Regions from separate parts of the Homo sapiens genome. Here region 1 is linked to region 2. Evidence: read pairs that join two places in POLR2A ChIA-PET (ENCODE). Cell type or tissue: PC-3. All regions are shown on one strand.

Region 1 (8,000 bases), 110 kb after region 2:
ATCTAGGAATTTAACATCCAGCTAGATGCTAATTAAGAAAGAAAAGATTAAGTGGTTCAATTCAATTAAATAAATTGTAGCTAATCGAAAAAAGTTGTTCCCTGCCTTTGGCTTAATTGACTTTGAAGTAGCCTACAGTTTTAAAAGTGCTTTTGCAATCATTATCTCATTCCTTGTACATTAACCTCTAGTTTTTTGGGGAGGGGCTTGTTGTCTTTTCTTTGAGGAAAATCAGGTTCAAAGGAGTGACTCATCCAAGGTCATGGAGTTGAAAAGAGGCAGAACCAGAAATCAGACCCAAAATTTGGCTAAAATTAAATCCTTTCTGTAAAACATTGGTTAGAAAATAAGGCAACAGTGTTTGTTTCCTCCCAGTTGGTGAAATGCAAATGTGAACTTAGATGATGATGATTCACTGTGGAAGCAGTAAAAGACATAAGAGAGAAAATGTATGTGTTCTTTTTCAGAGTGATCCCACTTTGTCTCATGATAGCTAATAGACCAGCTTTGAAGCAAATGTTCCTTGAGGTGTTGTTACCATCTCCATAATTTCTACTAGTGACAATAAAATCCTGGACTCTGAATCCCCAGACGAAATTTGCTTGGGTCATATTTATTTTAACCATCTGACATAGGAAGCTTAAACTGTTATGGAGGTGGCCAGAGATCATTTCCACAAACATGCATGTATTGCACACACTGCCAAGCTAACAGTAGGTGCTCAATAAATGTTAACTGAATGAATGCATCCCCTGTGATGACAACATTCCCTTTTGTCATTTTGACTAAGACAGTGGCTCCCTTCCCTCTATTGCTTGAGTAGATACAACATTCCCTAAAACAAATGCCTGAATCGAAGCCTAGGAGTAAGGTTAATTTGCTTTAAGGAATGAATCTGGGAGTTGCTTCCAAAAATAATGCCACAGTCTCTATAGGAAAAGCTTCAAGATAAATATAGAGTGTACACAAGCAAAATGGAAGCTAAAGCACATCGTCTGTTTCTCCTCTCTAGGAAGTTCCTTGTCACTCGTATTTCACTTTCTCCAAGAGGAAGTCTCCCGTGATTACACCAGTTGTATTCTTGTTTTATGCCTAGTGGGATGTACTGTAGTAAAATTCTGCTGGGATGCGTACCTCATTTTTGGCAACCATACTCCTTTTTATGTTTTACTTAACAAAAGGTGTTCATGAATCAGCTCAAAATCTCAGTTCATATTTAGATGACGCATTTTCTTCAACTGAACAACAGTCCACAGTTACAAATGCCAAACAGGAAGGGCACATCTGCGAAAAACAAGCCTCTTAAGCTGGAAGAATGAATAATGATGATGTGTGGGCTGTGCTTTCTACACAGCAAACTCTGGGAAGACCTTTCTGTGAACAGCTATCTGATAACAATTGAAGAGGCTTTGTGCTCCCACCCACCTCCCACTCTCTTTTGTATCAGTAACTCCGCAGGAGAAAAGGAGATTGGTGGTAAAGATTCCTTGGTCATTAGAAACTCAGGTATCTATTCAGAATCACAGAATCTCCAGGTATTCTTTTCTTCATCACTTATAGTTTTGAGTGTAGAGTAAATCTTTGAGTGTTTTCTTTGGGGATATGAAAGTTGTTTCTACTTTGAGTCTTAAATCCCCAGTAGAAGCTTCTAGATAATGAACCAGCTACTTAAATAAAATACTGGTTCAATTAGGATTTAATTAAAGTTTATGGTTATAAAACAATTCCATTTTCATTATAGAAATTATATGTGGAGTTTCCCATTTTTATTTTGCATAAATTTCTGTCATTCTAGAAAATGTATAAATTTGCTTCTAATTTGAATAATCTGTGTGTGCGTCTTTGTGTGTGCTTATGTGTGTGTGCGTTTAACAAAATGAGCTTACTGTTCAGTAAAATAATAAAATTTGAGTTTGGCTAAGCAGTCAGCGAATTAGCATGCTTTTTTGCCATCTTTGATTCATGGTAACATTTATAACTAACTTTCTTTAGTTTATAGATCCTTCTCTGTTACTGTCATATAATTGCCATAATAATAAAACCCCTCCTTCCCATATGGAATTCCATTAACAGTTTGGCTACTCTGATTATTGCTACTGTTTCATCCATCATGAGAAGAGTTTGCTACTGAGGAAGATGCTAACAGTATTAACCCTGGAACCTCCCACCTCCTCCCCCCATCCCCAAACTCAATTAAACCAGCATCACACCAAGACACACACAAAAAAGATGCCGCCTATTTACATAACACAATGATCAAGTAATAAATCAACATTAATCATGAATGTTGCAACAAGTCACTGAAAATGATGTTTGACCTCACCATGGACTGGACTCATCCATCCATAAACAGCATTTATTTCCAACTGGGAGCAACTTCCCACACCCAAGAACAGGGTCAAGCATTTCGGATACATATGACAGGCAGGTTTGATCTTTCCTTCCGGGTATCACTTTCCTTTTGTCCTAACTTCATTACCTTCAAATCCTGCAACAATCTTATCATAGAAATTATTCCATTTCCAACACCCTGAGTCCAATTGCCCGTTTTCTTCAAATCCCTTCTTAATGTCTACTTTCTTATGATGCTTTCCCCACTAATATGAATATAGCTTCAAAGTACGGTATACCTAGGCTTCCTGATTCAGTCTACAATATTATGTTTGAAAATTTATGGGAAAAATTGAAGCTAATTATTTTTGGTTAGTTCTGGGGAGTGTTTGACAAGAAGATATAATTCTCCAAGGCATGGTTCAGGCATTTGTTACAGTAGGAGCCACCTGTGCATCACCCCGACCCGTTCTCCCCATCCTTGTCTTCTCCTATAAGCCTCCAGTTAGAAAACCACTCCTCTCCATGGCAGGTCAAACATCAACAGCCTTACCCTTGGGCTTGGAGTGAAGTCATAGTTCAGCATGCAGCACCCTGAGGCAATCTTGACATCTCTATCACACCACACTTTTTAGTACATATCCACTAGATAGAGATAGGAGTGAATTTCTCTTCTTCCGGAACTTGCTTTATAAGCCTCTGAGCCTTTGCATATGCTGTTGGTTCTTTCTAGAATACCATCCTCACCTGTCACCAATACTCCCACCTCCATAGTTGTCTGTCTGGGAAACTGTTATTCACACTTCGAGTCTCCATTCAAGTCAGCGTCAGCCCCTGCGGAGTCTTTCCAGTCACTCTCAGGCTGACTTTGACACTCCTCTCTGTGCCTCACTGTGCTTTGCCCAGACTCCATGTTGGAGCTCATCTCTGCTTGCATTTGTGTAAGCGTCTGATCATCACTAGATTGTAAGCTAAGAGAAACCAGGAGCCATGTCATTTCATTTCTCTATCCCAGAACCTAGCACAATGCCTGTCATGAGAAGGGTTCAATGAAAAATTTAATGAATGAATGAGTGAATGAAGCACAATTCAACTGAAGCTAAAAGAGGGAACAACTAGGAGGATAATTGTGGTGAAATAATCAACATTCCTCTATCAAGTCAAAATTAAACTGCCTTGCAGTTGACTCAACTTTTTATTATTTTCAATTATTTCTCCAAATGTGCCTCTTCTTAACTATTTTGATGAACACGGCAGATAAGTGTTTAATACCAGTTGTCCCTCATTAGTTAGCTGATTAAAATGACAATATTAAAAGAAACAAGGTATGACTAATTCAGTGTTTTAATAGGAAAAAAAGAACATTTGCATACAAAAATCAGCCTGTGTCAGACGTAAATTGTGCACCATCACACTGATTACCTGCTATGGCCAATGACATGGAAGTTGAAAATAATAGAAATATGATGTGGTATTTAAATTAGTATCTTTCACAGCCATATGTTAAATATATGCTATTTCCCACATGACAAACTGATTAAATAACTTAGATAATGTTTTAATACACATCATTATACAAAAAAGATTAGAATAAACTATGAATCATTCTGTCAACTTGTGATTCAACAGAATAATGTATATTTTTCATGGTTATTAATATTTAGTGTCTTTCAGTAAATTAAAAATCAAGCTTAACAAAGGTTAAAAATATCTGATGACACATAGATGATTGTAAAAGTAATATATATTAATGAACCTTTGAATGACTGACTTTTTTTTTTTGGTTAATCACTCACAGAATTATGTCAAACATATATCAAGACTGGCTCCTTTTTCAGCCAACCTTCCGGCATTTCATTACTATAGTTACCTGATTAATGGATGCAATAATATATATGGCATGATATGATATGTTCGCATTAAATTTTAATCAAATATTACTAAATTCAGAAAACATTAAGTAAATCATGACTGATGAGGCAATATTGCTGTACTGTCATATTGATGATTCTGAAACTTCACTACTGAGAGTAACAGATTAAGCACAAGAAGTGAATTTTATGAGGAAATATAAGTATCTCAACTTCCACAGTTGTGTTTTTTAATTGCTTTACGGCCACCAGAGGAGATGTGAGATCCATCAAGTCTATTGATGTCACAGATCTCATAATTCCCTTTCTTGGTTTCAAAAATTTTATTTGCAGTGATAGAGGGGCCCATTCATTATCTATGGGGGTTTGTTTTTCCTATCATGGTTTTTACCTAAAAGCTATTGTTATTCCATTTATACGAGGCATCTAAAATAGTCAAATTTCTAGAAACAGAAGAAAATGGAATGTGGTTGCCAGGGGCTGGGGGAGGAGGAAATGGGAGGTGTTGTTCAATGGGTATAGAGTTTCAGTTTTGCATGATGAAAAAGTTCTGGAGGTTTGTTGCGAAACAATGTGAATATACCTCCCACTGCTGAACTGCACAGTTTAAAAACGGTTATGAGAGTAAATGTTACGTTATGTGGTTTGTTGTTTGCTTTTGTTTTTGTTTTTATTCTTGAGGCAGAGTCTTGCTCTGTCGCCCAGGCTGGAGCGCAGTGATGCGATCTCAGCTCAATGCTGAGATCACTCCATCCCCTGGGTTCAAGAGATTCTCCTCCCTCAGTCTCCTGAGTAGCTGGGATTACAGGTGTGTGCCACCATGTCTGGCTAATTTTTGTGTTTTTAGTAGAGACAGGGTTTCACCATGTTGGCCAGGCTGGTCTCAAACTCCTGACCTCATGTAATCCACCTGCCTCGGCCTCCCAAAGTGCTGGGATTACAGGCATGAGCCATTACGCTCAGTTATGTTATGTGTTTTTTAATCACAATTTATTTTAAGTTGTTTATAAATACACACACACACTATATATAGATATAGATATCTATATATATCTATATACACGTATATAGTTTTTTTTTTTGAGACAGAGTCTCGCTCTGTCACCCAGGCTAGAGTGCAGTGGCACTGTCTTGGCTCACTGCAGCCTCTGCCTCCCAGGTTCAAGCAGTTCTCTTGCCCCAGCTTCCTGAGTAGCTGGGACTACAGGTGCACGCCACCATGCCCAGCTAATTTTTGTATTTTTTGTAGAGACGGGGTTTCACTGTGTTGGCCAGGCTGGTCTTGAACTCCTGACCTCAGGTAATCTGCCTGCCTCTGCCTCCCAAAGAGTGGGATTACAGGCATGAGCCACCGTGCCTGGCCAAGTTGTTGTTATATTTTAAATAGAACTTAAAACCTAATACTGACTTTTCAGTCTTGCCAAGAGGGAAAGAAACAGGAACTATCATTTGCTGGTGACAGGTACTCACAGACAGACACACTGCTTCTGTAGAAGGCAGGTCAAATAGCAGCAGGCTCACCCTAGGGCTTGAAATGAAGTCCTAATTGAGCACACAGCACCCTGAAGCAATCTTCAAATCTCCATCACACCACACTCTTTTTGTCCAGGTTAATTAGATAGAGGCAGTAAAGCATGAGGCATTTATGTGCATTATCTTATCTAATCTCACAACAAAGTCACAAAGTGGGCATCTGTATGCCGGTGTCACATATGAAAAAACACATAACTGGTGAGTGGAAATACAAACTGTCAGCTTCCAGATGTTGTGTTTTTCTTACTGAGACTTCCAGTGCTCATCCATACCCCTTTCTCCTCATTTTCCTGAACTCCCTGAGGAAAACATACCCCAGCCACTCTTGCTGCCAGGCAGGAACATGTAACCCACGTAGGTCATCTGGGTCTCGGGCAGCAAAAAGCCCCGTGAGACTCTCCAGGTGCTCTTCCTTGGCTCGGGCAACTCTGGCAGCCATGTGCCGAGGTGGTGGGATTGGATATCTGAGTCACCTTGGGAACGGAAGATACCTCAGAGAACCCACTCAACCCACAGCAGGCTTTGTGTGAGTGAGAAGAAAACTGTTGCATGTTTAGCCACAGGGGCTTCAAGCATTCATGTTACTTCAGGATTGCTTATCCTGGTCTGCCTAATACACTTCTGTAGACTCAGAAAATGGTTGGTTAGGATTGGTGCCATGAGCTGAAGTATTTGTCCATGTAATAATCAAAAATGCTTTTTACCGGCTGGGCATGATGGCTCACACATGTAATCCCAGAACTTTGGGAGGCTGAGGCGGGTGGATCACTTGAGGTCAGGAGTTTGAGACAAGCCTGGCCAATACCGTGAAACCCCGTTTCTACCAAAAATACAAAACATTAGCTGGGCGTGGTGGCAAGCGCCTGTAATTCCAGCTACTTGGGAGACTGAGGTGAGAGAATCGCTTGAACCCAGGAGGCAGAGGTTGCAGTGAGCCAAGACTGCACCATTGCACTCCAGTCTGGGCATCAGAATGAGACTCCATTTCAAAAAAAAAAAATGCTTTTTACCTGAGCCTCATCACTCAAGTCCATGTTCATATTTTACAATCATCTAGCATCCTAATTACCAAACTTCTCCCCACCTCCTCCTTCTCCTCCTCTCTTTCCTTCTTCTTTTTCATAAGATGAATGAGATATTGAGTCTCATGTTAGAACAACCTAAATCAACTGGTTTTACCCTTCTCACATTGACATGGGATAGTGTTCTTGACCAAGCATGTCATGTCCTCCAAAGGCCAACCTTACTGTAGTTTTCCTAAAATGGGGTACTCAAATAAATTTTAGGTACTTCACAAATGATTTTGTAGTAGTTACATATTTATCTGAAAGTGTATTAGAAAAATATGCATAAGTATATAACATATGTATGTGATTCCATGCTTATTGCTGCTTACAACAATGCTAAAGGAGATATTTGTGTTTTTAAAGTAGATGTACGTTTTTAGAAAGTAAAAAACAGCAGGGCAGCCTGTGCACTGGTACAGCAAAAATCCTGGACCCAAAAAAAAGCCCTGAGCCAGGGTGAGAACCCTCTAAGCAGAGTCAGTGCTGGTCATGCCAGGTGATCAGCTCTCCCTCCTCCCCTCTAGCCTTTGGAGAGTATGATAAAAGGAACACCCTCTTGTCTGTGTTTCCTCCCACCACAGGGGCAGGTAGGCAAATCCTCCCTGCCCAGGCTTTTCCTCCTAGCACCAAACAGCTGTCCATGAAAGCCCACAGATCACTAGACAGAGCTATGAAAGCGTCTAAGAGCTAAATTCGATATCCGTCTTTTCTTAGTAGAGCTCAAGATCTCATTATCAAGAGTGGAGCTGATTGTTCAGCTGATCCCATAAGAGACCCTGCTGCTTTCTGCTGGCAGGGGCAGGAGGTGCAGGGGTGGAACCCTGGGCTAAGGCTGAGTCTCTATTGCTCAAACATTGCTGTAATGTTTAGCCTGGGTCCCTGCCAGGTTCTCAGGATGGGGGCAAGTCGTCCAACTGGTCGCAGTCTGAGCACCTGGGTTCTCTGGCAAAAGGTGGTATAAAAATGCAGAGATAGGCTGGGCGCAGTGGCTCACGCCTATAATCCCAGCACTTCGGGAGGCTGAGGCGGGTGAATCACGTGGTCAGGAGTTTGAAACCAGCCTGGCCGATGTGGCGAAACCCTGTCTGTACTAAAACTACAAAAAAAAATTAACCAGGTGTGGTGGTGCATGCCTATAATCCCAGCTACTCGGGAGGCTGAGGCAGGAGAATCACTTGAACCTGGGATGCGGAGGTTG
Region 2 (8,000 bases):
CCTATGTGTTCTGTGAGGCTTCCCCAGTGAATACCTTTATATCATGGGATTTTTTTTTTCCTACTGGACAAGATAGTATATGTCGTTCAATAAAAAATACTTTGAGATATGAGATTTCTGTCTGAAAATCAGCACAATTTTTTTCAGATGAAAACTTCCAGGAAGAAGTTTGTTTTTAATTCTGTCAGGTTTTGGTGTTGCCAATCTTGTTTTCACTAAAACAAATAAGTTAGAAAAACTGGTTGCCATATCATTGCATTATTGTCCTGTGATTCTCTATTCTGCAAGTTTTAACGTAGAAATTGTTCCCATAAAGTGAAGACCAAAAATAAATGAGAATTTCCACCAGACTTCCAACAAAAACATAGTCAAGTTGTAAATTGCAGAAACGAGAAATTTAATTAATTCTCCAGTAAAGAATTATGGAAACACAACTAGAATTTTATGAACTAAATGTGTATAACACCAAAGCCAAACTAAACATTTCTGAGACTATTTTTACCTTCAGTGATAATAAATTATTGAATTTTCTGCCAAAAGAAAGACTTATAGAAGCCACAAGACCCAGATTTAACAGAAAACAAATCAGTATTATTGGACATTAATGATTTTTGAGTCTTTGAGATGGATTTTACAGTCAACAACGATTCTGTCTTACTCACATTGAATCATGTAGAAAGGAGGGATTTTGAAATTGGCATTTCCCACACAATTTATTGCCTACAACTAAAGGCAAACACTGGTTTCCCCCGGTATCTCTCAACTTTACCTTCACTACTTCTGCATGAGAGCAGAACTCTCTTAACAAGCATTTGTGTGTGAAATCAGAACTCTGCTGTAGTGAAGAAGTTCTTCAGATCCTTTTTGCTACCACTCTCTTCCTGATCTCGTAGATATACTTTGATACATACAGTATTGCCTTTGCTTATAGACTCCCTAATCGTCTACCTGATGCAATATACATATGAATGTATTGCTATTTTTAGCAGACAGTCAGATCCTTTTTTTCTGATTCTGAATATAGAGATAATACATTGTTCAATAATTTATTGCTCCTTTTTCTATGTTTCCGTGGCCAAGAGTACCTCTGTTTTAACATAAGTAATATAAATTGCCTTATGTACTGAGTAGCCAACCAAATCACAAATCTCTCCCTAGGCCATACTCCTTAAGGAAAGAGAGTGTCTCCAAAACCTTTGCATCTCCCAAGGTCCCTGGCATAGAACCTGGTGGTGCCAAGGAGTGTCTTGTGGGCGCTGCAGTGTCTCATCCTCAGCCATCCCGAATAAACACATAACCCAAGGGAAAACTGTACTTGGCAAACTCAACCTTAAGATCATTTCCCTAGTTCATTCCTCTTCATCTTCCAACCTGGTTACATAACCCAAACCTTCTTCTTAAAATAGAAATTACAGAGCTGCCTGTCACTTAGTAGAAGGGGTCAGGAAATGGGGAGGGGAGGGAAGTCCAGAGAGAAGGAGACAAGAGAGGAAAAGGAAGAAGAGAGACAGCTAACATATTTTGGGCCCCATAAGCCAGGAAGCATGTTAAATACTTTACATGCTTTATCACATTGAATCCTACCAACAGCCCTAAAAGGAGAGTACCATTATTAGGTTATTTTTTAGCTGACAAACTGCAAAAGTTAAGTAACTGCCCAGACTTACCAGTAAGAAGCAAAGCCAAATACTCAGAAATTGTTATGAGATTGCATAAATGATGCTTATTAGTAACCATCATCCTTCTCCTGGCACTTCAATAGGAGAGGTCAAGAACTAGAGTAAGATAAAAGCAGTCCATCATTTCACTCCCCAGCATTTTGGGCTTACACACATATACCAGTCTATCACATTGGATTAAGTGCTCAGTGTACCTAGCCAAGATACGGAAACTTATTGGAAGCATGACAGCCACACAGACAGAAGCAGGTACAACATATTTCAGCATAGCTTCTCATGGTTCCTGGAACTGCTCAAAGGGAGACATGGCCAGCTGTTGGAGACAGCATCAACACAAAGTAAGCTCTAATGAAACCTGGAAAGCTCAGTTTTTGCTACACCACGGCCTTCCATACCCAAGATTCCAGACAAACTTTCCGTTCCAGACAAACTTAAACTAACAATCTACATGCTTCATTAAGGAAACGTTTACAAACATTGGATTCTCCTGGTTCTTGAACGAAATCCAGCTTTAGCAAACCCATATCCTTCTCCAGAGAGAGAAACTAGTTAGTGCTCAGGTGTCCTTGAACAATCACTTGGCCTTCAGTTTTCCCAGCTGGGGGAGCCAGTTTCTCGCACACTTCAGAAACCTCAAAAAAAAAAAAAAAATTAGTATTTCCAGAAGTGCAAACCACAAACCTCTGTGTCAGAATTTCCTGGTACATTTTTTGGAAGAGCTGATGCCTCACGCATCCTGGACCTACTAAATCAGAATATCCAGGATTGTAAACCCTAACTTGGCATTAACATTGTGTTTCCCAGTACTGGCCTGCTCATTGGGATCTCCGGATGGCTATGTAAGGGTGGGATGTTCCCAGCTCGCAAGGAGAATCTCATTTATGTAAGAATAGCCTTCCATTTAAAGCATTCAAAACTCATTACTGTTGCAGACTTTTCATTCCAGTGCCTGGCTTTGTAGAAGAAGCCAGGGACCTAAAGTTTTAAGCTTTCTTAAAATTGTACTCATTAAACAGCATGTTAATCATGGATCAGGGAATGCACATTATACAGTCCATTAAGCTTGTGTATGTTCCTGGAAGACTGTAGATTGTATAAAAATACAAATGATCCAGCAGTTAAAATAATTGGCTATAATGAACAGCAAAATTAATTATGAATGACCACATTGCTTACCCAGTTGACCTAAGTCATTAGCAGATGTAATGGGTCAGGTAAAAATAAGATGTATTTTGGCTTCTACAAATTGCTCCACAAGCATCCGCGATAGTCCAGGGATCTCATGGCCAGAACAGAGGCTAGACATGAGACAATGTATGAGAGTGAGGCCATTGATGTTCGTCGGGGAAGCATTCACTACAAATCCATCATAAGAACATAATCTATTATAAGATCACGGATTTATTACAAGCAGGAAGAAAATTATTTACCTTTTTGAGTTAAATGAAGTCTTCTGTACCACCAAGATATTTTCTGATCAACTAAGCAGTGACTCACTAAATCAGCATTTCCCCCAATATGTTCAGTCATTCCGCAGAAGACTAATGCTAAGATAAGTTGTGGGGGCTGGGCACAGTGACTTACGCCTATAATCCCAGCGGTTTTGGAGGCCCAGGCAGATGGATCATTTGAGATCAGGAGTTCAAGACCAACCTGGCCAACATGATGAAACCCCGTCTCTACTAAAAATATAAAAATTAGTTGGGCGGTAGTGGCGTGCACCTGTAATCCCAGCTACTTGGGAGGCTGAGGCAGGAGAATCACTTGAGCCTGGGAGGCAGAGGTTGCAGTGAGCTGAGATCATACCACTGCACTCCAGCCTGGGTGACAGAGTGAGACCCTGTTTCAAAAAAAAAAAAAAAAAAAAAGAGAAGTTGGAGGTCCATTGGGAGGTGGAGGTGGGTGTGGAGGCAGGGCTTCTGGATCAAATGCTTTTAGAAAATGCCACATACTTGAGCCCTGTTTTGGGGAATTATGAACTTTAATTTGCATCGAGTCTATTAAAGGTTCTGAGAGTCGAGCAGTGAGGAACTTCACTTCAGTTCTCAATTAATCAATGGTCTTGGCCATAGGCAGCCAGACAAATGCTACCTAACCTAAGAAAAAAGGGAATCACAGAGAGGATTGGAAGTAACTCCCAGAATAGGTGAGAAGCCTGGAAAATCAACAGTGTCAGAGGCAGAAAAACACTGAAACCACCTGGCTCGGGCATGGCCAGGGCCACTGCAAGACATCTCATCTCTCCCTTTCCCTTTGTGACATTCCCCTGATGAACCATTTCAGGAGAAAGCCATTTGAAGAGACAAGCCCAGGTTAGAAGGCTGTTCTCCAACCAATGGAGGCAGAGAAAATAATTATCCGCCCTGCCAAATTCCTTCCAAGGAGCAGTGAAAACCCTCGCTTCAGAACTCACACAGTAGGCAGTTCCCCTCTCCCGGTCTCACACAGTCAGTAACAATTTTTCAGCTCAACTTTGTTTAACCCAGTGTTTCCCAAAATTATTCTATCTCTATTTCTTCACATAACACATATAAGCAGTAGAAGAGACTTTTAGATATGGGGTTAATAATAGTAAATGGGGTTAGCATGTACATGAGGCACATGATTACTGTGTATTATACACAATTAGTATATCCTGTCATTAGCATGGTTAATTTTGAAGGTATACTGAGTTGTCACTTACATTTGCAATAGCATTCTGAACAGGTCATCCTGGGGAAGGCAGAGATTTTGAGGCAAATCAGTCTAAATACCTCTGTCCCCCAATTTTAAAACAAGTCTACAAGAACTTTGTTTACAATGAATCCCAAGGCAGCCTTGATGGGAAGAAATTAACAAGAAGACATCTTCTCAGTAATGTTGGGGAAGGAAATTGCTTGTGTTGTTACTCTCTTCATTAATGAAATGACAATAATCTTCATGGTGTTTTCTGTTCCACAGTGTGCCTCCACTCACCTTACCTCTTTGATTCTAAGAGCTCTAGACCAATTGTTCTCATATGATCCTAAGTTTCTCTGAACTCCAGCTCGCAGACCTGCCTCCTCTTTGCTCAGCAGCAGGCTGCCTCCCTGAGTCACTGCATAGAAGTGTCTCTGATTATGGCTTGCCAGGTCTCACATGATGCTAACCGAGGAAAAGATGCTACTCTCTGCCCCTGTAGCATTAAGGCTTCTGTTGTTTGTGTCTCCAGTTTTCCCACACTTCAGAGTCCACAGTATTCACAGTCAAATTAATCCCCAGGGAGTGAATGAGCTCAGTGCAGGGGAAATGAGGACCAGTGGGGATGCAGCTGGCCCACACACGACAGAGAGAGGAACAGAGCTGATTCTCACAAGCCTGGATGTTAGAGTCAGCCAGCTGCTTACAGATAGCCCCAAGAAGAGAAAGAGAGGCTCAGCAGAATAGTTCTGCCTTCACAGTCTCTGAAACAGGCACAGGCTATGTCAGCTCTGCCTGCCTCTGCCTCTGCTCAACCCATGTTTGGCCCTTGCAAGGCCATCTGTCCCCTGCACAAGGAATACCTGGCTTGACAGCAAAATAGCTACTTCTTCCCCATCAGTGATTGTGACCCAGATGGTTCACACCCATGCATTGGGCTGGAGTTCGAACATTGATCCTAACTAGTCTGCCAGATTCCTGGTTGCAACTTCCACACTAGTTTCCCAACTAGACTAGACACAAGCCACACGTCCCAGTTCTCTGGGGCTGATTCCTGTTTCCTGTGCCTTCTGGTTAACTCTGATGAACCTCTCTGTCAGATAGGTTAATAGAAAACCCAGAACAAAGTGGCTTAAATACCAAAAGATTTGTTTCTTTGTGTAAAAGAAGTTCAAAAGTAAGTGGTCCCATACTGGTAAGCTGGATTCACAAAGTCATCAAGGAACTCAGCCTCCTATCTTTCTACTCCTCAAGGACTCTCATGGTCCAAAATTGCTGCTGGAGCACCACTTATCACATTCACATTTCAGACAGCAGAAAAGAAGCAGCAAAGAAGATACAAGGGACTTTCTCCAACTGTCCATATCCCTTCTAAGAACTCTTTTCAGAATTCTGCACAATTTCTGCTTTATTTCAATGACCAGAACTCAGACACATTGCCATGCACAGCTTCAAGAGAGGCAGGGGAATACAGTTCTATTGTTGGATACACTGCCACTCCCAATAATATAAGGGTTTCATTTGTGTATTAATTAGGATTAAGTTCACATTAATGTAGGTGGTCTAGGGTTGGTTTGGAGGCTCCATGATTACCAAGGTCTCAGACTCCTTTTACCTTATGGTTCCACCATCCTATCATGGGACTTCCACTTCATGATCATTAATGGCTGCTCCTGCCCAGTTGTCACATGTACAATCCAAATAGCTGGAAGAAAGAAAGTCAGGAGATATTAAATATACTTCCTAACGGTTTCATGTGTCACTATGCTTGAACATATTAACTATATTTTAATCACATGGCTGCTCCTAGCTGCAAGGGATGCTGAGAAATAAATTCAAGGTGACCATGTACTCAGCTAACATTTGGGAATTCTACTTTTGGAAGAAGGGGAAATGCACGTTGTAGCTAAATATCAGTTTCTACCACCATTGTTTTTTGAGCCAGGGTCTCTCTCTGTTGCCCAGGCTGGAGTGCAATGGCATGATCATGACTCACTGCAGCTTTGACCTCCCAGGCTCAAGTGATCCACCCACCTCAGCCTCCCAAGTTACTGGGGCTACAGGTGCATGCCACCACACTTGGCTAATTTTTTATTTTTTGTAGAGTTCGGGTTTTTCCATGCTGCCCAGGCTGGTCTTGAACTCTTGGGCTCAAGCAATCCTCCTGCCTCAGCCTCCCAAAGTGTTGGGGTTATAGGCGTGAGCCACCACACCTGGTCTCTACCATCATTTTTAAGGAAGAGAGACAGAATGGATGTTGGGTAAGTAATTAGTAATACTTACTATTATTATAACCTCACTAATCCGCTAGGACACCCACTAAATGCTGAGACTTGCCTTGGCCAAGCTCTGTCAGCAGCCCTGATCCCTTGGATCTAATTGAATTGGATGAGACTTTGCCAGCTCCCCTAGGTTTAAAATGTGGTATCACCCTAGAGCTGGCCAATTATTCTGTCCTAACTATCCCCCGTCATTCCCTAGCCCTGTCTAAGAGCTCCCAGCATATTTTACACTCCAGACTCAGCCAGTTCCAACAAATAAACAAAGCACTGCTGGTTACTTAAAAAAAAAAAAATCACTCATGTCTGATCACAAAGTAGGTTTAGTCTTATGGAAATGCCTCTTTAAATTCGCCTTTTGATGAATTTGCATTTGTAAACAGAAGCGTATAGATGAATAAAATAACCATTGAATGAAGTGAGGCTTTGGTTTCAATCTAACCACTGAGTATATTATATTTGTCCTCTGCATGAAAACTTAAGAAGCAAATCGCCAATTTTAACCAATAAAAATCTCAAGTTCATCCCACCATATTGAAATAAAAGAGTAACCGATAAACATTTTCAAATAGGCATACCATAAGTAATCATTGTTTTGTCAAATTCAGGGAAACTTTGGAGGTTATAGACATGTCTGTTGGTCCTGCCTGAGGTCAATAGTTCTTAGCACATGAGACTTGGGAAAGGTTATAATACTACCATGATGGCATCTAATTTCACAGCATCCTGAATAAATGTGCTGGTGAGAATGCTGACCTCACAATAAGAAAATCTGGGTTTATATTCCAGCTTTGGAACTTTTTAAACTTTGTAGCTGTAGGCCAGTTACTCCACTCAAAGACTTTAGATTCTTCTTCTCTCGACTGAAGATGACATTGTTGGATTGTTTGAAGATTAAATGACCATATATGAAGAAGAAGCTAATATAATACAATATTTGGCCCATAGAAAACAGTCAATAAATGTTCTCTGAATCTGAATTTATTTAGAGAAAAAGTTTAGTGCTATACTAATTAAACACAACATCCATCATTCTTTTTAAGAACTTTTAAAAAACCTCATCGTGAATTTCTCATTTTAGAAAAACAAACTAAGTATTTTCAAAGCTTTGTAACTAGTATAGTATATAGTACCATGAGCTAGTCAGTTATTTTTCATTAAAATATATAAAAGCTTATATTGGAGATTATATCCATAAAGCCCATTTAGTTTTACAACTTAATTATATGTAGTAAAACTTTACTACCACATTTAACAGGTATTAACCTAATTCTTTTTAAACAAAAGCAATATTTGACTGGAAGTGAACCCTAAGTTGAGAAAACAAAAAGGAACTCCCTTAAAATATTTCCTTAGTATTTATTTTTCAAGAAAGGTCAACTCA

Evidence for each region. ChIA-PET counts read pairs that join two places held together with the same protein. Peaks named below come from ENCODE experiments on the same cell type or tissue, not always from the same donor. Only the 100,000 strongest peaks of a DNase experiment are listed, where the experiment ranks them.
Region 1: POLR2A ChIA-PET joins it to region 2 with 8 read pairs; 3 of 35 experiments call an interaction of 5 or more read pairs at or near these places.

What each region holds. Positions count from the first base shown.
Region 1 is chr10:63,063,656-63,071,655 of GRCh38, forward strand. No RefSeq gene overlaps it. Among named protein-coding and RNA genes, the nearest start is that of NRBF2, 66 kb to the right of the region's middle. RefSeq lists an enhancer at 5,374-5,543 and a cis regulatory region at 5,459. In PC-3, no CTCF peak of the experiment used is centred here; DNase peaks (open chromatin) are centred at 1,246 and 4,746; H3K4me3 peaks cover 506 bases; H3K27ac peaks cover 1,095 bases.
Region 2 is chr10:62,957,402-62,965,401 of GRCh38, forward strand. No RefSeq gene overlaps it. Among named protein-coding and RNA genes, the nearest start is that of EGR2, 150 kb to the left of the region's middle. In PC-3, a CTCF peak has its summit at 2,271 (motif pointing right); DNase peaks (open chromatin) are centred at 730, 2,360 and 3,210; H3K4me3 peaks cover 657 bases; H3K27ac peaks cover 1,945 bases.